Linked DNA regions of Homo sapiens: region 1 is linked to region 2. The links are chromatin contacts, found by Hi-C or POLR2A ChIA-PET in ENCODE. All regions are on one chromosome and are shown on one strand. Each heading gives the region's core, a stretch centred on a gene start or an enhancer-like site at or near the end of the contact. The rest is flanking DNA. Distances are from core to core; before and after follow the strand shown.

What was found. A loop is a pair of places that touch in the nucleus more often than their neighbours do. ChIA-PET counts read pairs that join two places held with the same protein, here RNA polymerase II (POLR2A). Pooled maps may share reads with other maps.
Region 1: a pooled map of right cardiac atrium shows a loop between it and region 2 (1.9-fold over the local background). The contact joins two enhancer-like sites. A Hi-C loop is called at or near these places in 1 of 50 pooled maps. POLR2A ChIA-PET finds 5 or more read pairs at or near these places in 4 of 52 experiments (H1, OCI-LY7, WTC11 and 1 more).

The regions. Positions count from the first base shown.
Region 1 is chr2:233,123,000-233,126,441 of GRCh38, forward strand. INPP5D (inositol polyphosphate-5-phosphatase D) reads left to right here. Exons shown (of 27, transcript NM_001017915.3): 4 at 2,746-2,920. Among named protein-coding and RNA genes, the nearest start is that of INPP5D, 64 kb to the left of the region's middle. RefSeq lists enhancers at 1-42, 1,179-1,726, 1,727-2,273. Within about 2 kb of position 1,817, at least 6 of the 41 ENCODE cell types and tissues checked have a DNase peak (open chromatin) inside an H3K27ac peak, as active enhancers do; they include OCI-LY7, where a contact is called at or near this core.
Region 2 is chr2:233,184,547-233,188,175 of GRCh38, forward strand. INPP5D (inositol polyphosphate-5-phosphatase D) reads left to right here. Exons shown (of 27, transcript NM_001017915.3): 21 at 1,297-1,379. Among named protein-coding and RNA genes, the nearest start is that of ATG16L1, 65 kb to the right of the region's middle. Within about 2 kb of position 1,550, at least 4 of the 41 ENCODE cell types and tissues checked have a DNase peak (open chromatin) inside an H3K27ac peak, as active enhancers do; they include OCI-LY7, where a contact is called at or near this core.

The DNA.
Region 1 (3,442 bases), core at 567-3,066, 61 kb before region 2:
CAGCTACGGTCATTAGCATGATTACAATCTGCTGAATTTCACTGAGAGGAGAGTGAAGGAGGAGACCCTTGCACCTAACTGGAAGGATGAGGAAGGTGTTTCTTTATGTCATCATTAAAAGGGGGAGGGGGAAATACAACCCCTAAAAATATGTTGAAAAAAATGTACAGTCCCAGCCAGGTGCAGTGGCTCACGCCTGTAATCCCAACACTTTGGGAAACAGAGGCGGGCAGATCACGAGGTCAGGAGATCGAGACCATCCTGGCCAACATGGCGAAACCTTATCTCTACTAAAAATACAAAAATTAGCCAGGTGTGGTGGTACGCGCCTGTAGTTCCAGCTACTTGGGAGGCTGAGGCAGAAGAATCGCTTGAACCCAGGAGGTGGAGGTTGCAGTGAGCCAAGATCGCACCACTGAACTCCAGCCTGGCAACAGAGGGAGACTCCGTCTCAAAAAAAAAAAAAAAAATTATACAGTCCCTAAAAAGTGTGTGAGACTAAGGGTGCCCTTTACAGCATAGGGACAAAGACCAATAGAGCAACAGTCAGATGGAGAAAGTCTTGCAGAGAAGGAGCTTACCTGGGGATGCCCCACTTTTCCCCTCAAGGATTTACTGAGAATATACCTAAGGGAATAGAAATCATTTTGTTACAAAGACACATATGTGTATGTTCATTGCAGCACTATTTGCAATAGCAAAGACATGGAATCAGCCTAAATGCCCATCAGTGATGACTGGATAAAGAAAATGTTGTATATATACACCATGGAATACTATGCAGCCAGTAAAAAGAACGAGATCATGTCCTTTGCAGGAACATGGATGGAGCTGGAGGTCATTATCCTTAGCAAACTAACACAAGAACAGAAAACCAAATACCACGTGTTCTCACTTAAGTGGGAGATAAATGATGAAAACACATGGACACAAAGAGGGGAACAGCACACACTGGAGCCTACCTGAGGGGGTGGGAGGAGGGACAGGATCAGAAATAACTATTGGGTACTAGGCTTAATACCAGGATGATGAAATAATCTGTACAACAAACCCCATGACATAAGTTTACTTATGTAACAAACCTGCACAGGTACCCCTGAACTTAAAATACAAGTTTTTTTTTTTTTTTAAAGGCTTATTTCCTAAAAGAAAACCATGAGATACCTAACCGGGCCCCTCAGTTGGCCAGGGCTCTTCCTGAATTCCAGCAGGTGGAGACTACCAGGTCCCCCAGGCTCTCCCCGAAGAGAGGAGAGATTTGTCCACAGACGCTGAGACCCTTGCCTGGCTCCTGCCTGTTCTGGGGGCTTGCTGCAGGCATCCTTTTTCTCCCTCACCTGTGGGCTGGCTTGTGGGCCACCAGGGCCCCCTGCTCCCTCCCACCCTCATGGAAACACACTTTTCATGGTTGTGCAGCTGTTCGTTTCCAAAAGGACCGCAGCTCCATGGAGGCTGAAAGGGTCCCAGGCAGGCCCTGTCCCTTTTGGCCTCCCTGGTCTGAGTGAGCACTGCCCTCTGGAATCAGGAAGGTCAGGCTGTGGAAGAACTAGGGCTGACCTGTCCCATTGTGAGCCCAAGGTCACTCACCAGCACCGCGCCCTGGCTGCACCTGAACAGCTGCCCCCAGGCGCCCAGGGCCATGCTGAGAAGCTGTTCTGCAGAAACGCCCTCCACACTAAACACCCTCACTCCCCTCGGGCTGCCCATCCCAGCTAGTTGGGCCCCTCTGGGCATGGCTGTCTGGAGGAAGATCCCGACAAGTTTCTGTGAGGGCTGAAAAAAGAACCTCAGTCTCATGACTGCTGGCTTCACTTCCGCAAACGAGGTCGCCCAGTTGTCGGCTCGAACCAGAGCAATGCGACATGAGGCCCGCGCAGTCCAAGAGGTCTGTTTGGGCCCAGGGCCTCTTGAGGCACCGCCAGACCGTGGAGCTCGAAGCAGACTCCTAGTTGTCTTCAGAACCCCAGACAGAGGAAGTGAAGGGCCTGTTCTCTAAAGAGGAGGTCCCCCGGGGCCCACTGTGGTTGGGCCAGAGGCAGCCGCTCTGTGTGGGAAGAGGCTCAGACAGAGCTCTGGACCCTCCATTCGTGTACGTACAGAATGAACCTTCTCCTAAAGGCGATGGGTGGGCTCCCACCTCCCAGGCCAAGTTCAAGTCATTTGTTGAATGTCTCTGAGTGAAGGGAACCCCCTCGCTTTCTTTTATGTGTTTCTGAGAGTCTGGGGGAGGAGAGAAGGAAGGACAGAGGCTGGAGAGAGGGGACCAGGGAGAGAGGGAGAGGGGCAGTGTGGCTAGGCCTGCCTGTCTCCTTACCCCTGGTCCCCTTCCATGGTTTTGGCCTATTCTGGGAACTGGGCCTCTGCCTAGCCCAGGGCTCAGCCATCATGAGACAGGTGTCTCAGCCCCTGAAAGTCTGAGAGCCAGACTCATCCTGCTCACCTGCCTGCTGCTGTGGGCTTAGTCCATCCAAGGTCAGCAGCCCTGCAGGCCTTCCAGACCCTCCATGGAGCAAGGCCTTTTGGCCCTGGCAGGTGTTTGCTGATGGCCACAGTGGGGCAGACACTGCACTAGCCAGGGCCCTGTGGCAGGAGGCTCTCCCTCCAGGAGGGAGTCAGCGAGGGACACGGGGACGCAGATGGAGATCAATAACGTGGGTGTCGTGGCCTGGACCCCATGGGGCTGCGGTGAAGGCCGGGTTGTGCGCACAGTGTCCTCACCAATGGCCTTCCTGCTGTTCTCTCCAGTAGAAAGTGTCGTGTCTCCACCCGAGCTGCCCCCAAGAAACATCCCGCTGACTGCCAGCTCCTGTGAGGCCAAGGAGGTTCCTTTTTCAAACGAGAATCCCCGAGCGACCGAGACCAGCCGGCCGAGCCTCTCCGAGACATTGTTCCAGCGACTGCAAAGCATGGACACCAGTGGGTGAGTCCCCACTCAAGTCCAGCTGGGCCTTCATCTGCAGTGAGCCCAGCCAGGGCAGGGCTGGATGGCTTGGGTTTCGATCCTAGTTATGGGCCTGGTGACCAGAGGGAGATGGGGAGGTCTCCAGAGAAGAGTGCTTGTCATCTTGCACCCCAGAGGCCTTTGCACCATTGGCTTCAAGAAGGCCAGGGGCATGGGCCTTAACAGGAAAAGTGCTCCACGGGGGTGGGGGAGCACTCCGTCTCCAGGCACGGCCCGGCATAGTGTGGGCACTCACTGGATATGTGCTACATTAATTAATAAGTTAGTACCTGGTAATCTCCATGCCTTAGTAAATATAACTTTTTGTTTCTTTGTGAGAAACGCTCCATTGCCCCCCAAAGAAATCCTAATGACAGGGCTGAAGCCGCATTTCCAACTTGAAGGATCCATCTGAGGCTGCCAGGGCTGCCCTCCTCCTACTCTCTCACTTGGCAAAATATGAAGTAGATGCCGATGGGACACATACGCCACCGGGTTGCT
Region 2 (3,629 bases), core at 300-2,799:
GGGCAGAACTGCCCGGAGCCTTCTTATAAACACCTTTCATACTTGGCACTTTGCCCCATATCTTCTCTCCCTGGAAAGGACTCACGAAGCTGATCAGAGAAGTGGGGCTGCAGGTGGATGACTCAAGGGGACACTCAGTTATTGTGAGGGGTCCCCCTGTGGCCTGTGCAGCCCTAGGGGCAGGGGTGGCCATGAATGTACTGACCCCCCAGTCCCTTGTAGGTGGCAAGCAGGGTCCAATCCCTGGCCCTCAGGGTGGACTGTGACCCACTCTAGGTTCCCTGCAAGCTGGGGCTCTGACTCAACCAGAGAGTGTTGGGCCCAGGTCCAGACCTCAAAGAGCCGGTGTGAGGGCCTGAGCAGCAGCTGCCTGTTGTCGCCCTGGCCCCTCTTGCTCGTTGGAGATCACAGCGTCTTTCTCGGGGGGACTGCAGCGTCCGAAAGCAAGCAGGAGATGGACAGGCTCCCCTGAGCCAGCAGCCTTTAGCACAAACTGTGTTTAGGAAACACCCTTTCCGGGTGACATTTCTAGGCAGATTGTCTAAAGCTGTTTCATGGCTAGGGAAGAGCTGCGTGTGTCCAGCCGTCTTCGCTGAGATGGTCTGCACAGTGATCGGGGGAGGAAAAGGGGGCATCACCTCCTCAAAAGGGCATTTTGTGAGGGCCTGGCTGGGATGCTTCCAGAAATCAGGAAGAAGCGTGTGCTGCCAGTTCTGCCCCTCTGGTCCCTGCCTCCTTCTCCAACTGAGGTGGGCCCAGGCCTGGTGCTAGAGCGGCCTTTGTCACTGAGTCCCCAAGCTCCAGTTCACCCAGCAGGGTCAAAGCGGTTCGAAAAATGATGAGGATTTTTGTGCGGGTGTTTTTAATAAACTATCAAGACAGTTCCATACATTTCTATGGAAACAGCATATTAGGAAGCTTAAATTAGAATTTCAAAAGGCTGCTATCTTGAGTGGCGTGGGACGAGCTGTCAAGTTTCCTAATCTTTTTGCCTGTGATGTGATGATTTCTTTGTTGCCTGGTTTGTTGCAAAGAGGAACTGAAAAGGAGGGGGAATCTCTTTGATTTTCCTAAAAATAATTAGACCATGTTGGCAAATGACCAATCCCTGCACAAAAACAGAATCCCCGGCAGGCCTGACTCCTAAATGATGCTGAGGCCCCGAGATAAAAAAAAAAAAAAAAAAAAAAAGGAGAGAGCACATCTTCCTAGGTCTGGGTGGGGTGACCCCAGGGAGTCTTTTCTGTCTGGTTCTTGCTCTGTTTTCTGAAAACCAGCCTTTTTGTCCTCCAACAGGTTTTGTCAAGAGTCAGGAAGGAGAAAATGAAGAAGGAAGTGAGGGGGAGCTGGTGGTGAAGTTTGGTGAGACTCTTCCAAAGGTAATTCTAGAGCAAGGCATTCCCCAGAGGGAGATTTGCATTTACTAGGCCAGTAGTACCAGCCAGTGGCAGAGCTATGGCCAGGCCTGACCAGAGGAAGCAGGAATCTCATAGACCAAATGCAGAAAGAGACCCACTCTAGGAGCAAGCTCTCGCTCAAGGTGGTTCGTAACACACTTTACAGCAGTGGGTATGTGGCCTTATTATTCCTAAATGGTTTCAGTTCCCCTAAAGGATCACAGAAGGGATCTAGAGGTCAGCTCGTCTAACCACATGATTTTGCAAAGAAGGAAACTCAGGTGCAGGGCCAAGCGCTGTTTGCTCATGGCCTCATGGCTGCAGTAACACACCTAGGACGCAACCCCAAGACCCCGATCCCCTCTTTGACGCTTGTTTTCCTATTCAGTGCTGGTTCATAGAATCGAGTACAAAGAGGCATAGAGAGGGGTCCATTGGCTACTGATCATACACTTGTGAACACACGAAGTACTCGACATGTCTGTGGCCCTGCAAAGAGCAGAGGGTGGAATTGGAAACACTCAGCCAGACCTTAGTGGGAACACATTCTTCTTTGCTATAGAAAAAATGGTTTTCTGGCCTGGTGTGGTGGCTCACACATATAATCCCAGCACCTAGGAAGCCAAGGCAGGGGGATTGCTTGAGCCCAGAAGTTCAAGACCAGCCTGGGAAACATAGTGACATCCCATCTCTACCAAAAAAAAATTTTTTTTCTCTTGTTTTTTTTTCTTTTTCTCTTTCTTTTTTTTTTTTTTTTTTTTTTTTTTTTTTTTTTTTTTTTTTTTTTTTTTTTTTTTGAGACAGAGTCTTGCTCTGTTGCCCAGGCTGGAGTGCAGTGGCATGATCTCGGCTCACTGCAACCTCAACCTCCCAGGTTCAAGCGATTCTCCTGCCTCACCCTCCTGAGTAGCTTGGACTACAGATGTGCACCACCACACCCATCTAATTTTTGTACTTTTAGTAGAGATGGGGTTCCTCATGTTGGCCACGCTGGTTTCAACTCCTGACCTCAAGTGATCCACTGGTCTCGGCCTCCCAAAGTGATTAGAGGTATGAGCCACCGCATCCAGCCTAAAACATTTTTTTTTAAATTAGCCAGACATGATGGCACATGCCTGGAGTCCTAGCTGCTCTGGAGACTGAGGCGGGAGGATAACCTGAGCCTAGGAGATCCAGGCTGCAGTAAGCTATGATCATGCCACTGCACTCCAGCCTGGGTGATGCAGTGAGACGCTGTCTCTTTTTTTGTTCATTTGTTTTTCTACTGAAACTGCTTTTGTGGAGCTAAATTGACAGTGGAGATGTTGGGTGTCCTCGAGTACAAGCTTATTATGAGCTTATTAGTTGTTCATGCTGGGTGGGAAGTGGAGTTTCTTTCTCGCACCATGAGGGAGGGGTGGAATGAAGGGGAGTCCCAGGCCAGGCAGATCCATCACAGGAGGTGGGGCGTCTTGGAGGCTCCCCTAGGAGATTCCCTCAGAGGTGACACTCGAGGTGAATTTTAAAAGGACAGTCTTAAGCAGGCAGAGGGACCATTCTCTCCTGAGACTGGGGTAGGATGTTGGCAGGTTTCAGGGGGCTGGACCCACATTGGCATTAACTTTTGATTGGAACCAACTCTCAGGCCATGTAAAAAGGCCATGTCATCTCCGGAGCAGAGGCTGATGCCTGAACTCCAGATTCCCCCAGCTGCGGCACAATTCCAAATTACTCAGAGGCTGCGGCCAGCTCACATGGCTCTGACTGGGGTCTCCCACTGAAGCCCCAGAAGAGCTGTCAGAAGTCCCTGTTCTGGGGCTGTCTTCAGGCCCCTGAGTCGTGGGGGCTCTGGGCTCCAAGGAGACATTTCTGCCTCACCCGGCCCAAGCCCGTCCTCCTGCTCCTCCTCCCTGGCTGCTTCCAGGCAGGGCCTGAACAGTAGTTTCCTCCTTTGGTGAAGGTGGAAAAGAGAGCAGCACCCCATTCCACAACATGTTCACCCCCTGGTCCAGCTCAGGGACCCCTAGGGCCCCTGTCTTCCTCCATTCCCCACATCCTCACAGCCGCCAAGTCCTGCTGTTCCTCTTGCCTCTGTCCCCTCCCTCAGTCCCCCTGCCCCCTCCCAGGGGGTCCACTCCTCCTGTCTCCTGCCTCTTGCTGAGGCATCCTGAACGCTGATGGATCTTTCTGGAATGCCTCTCTGATCCTGGAGTCCCCCTCTTTATCCGGTCGACTCCCTGTTGCCTAGTGAGG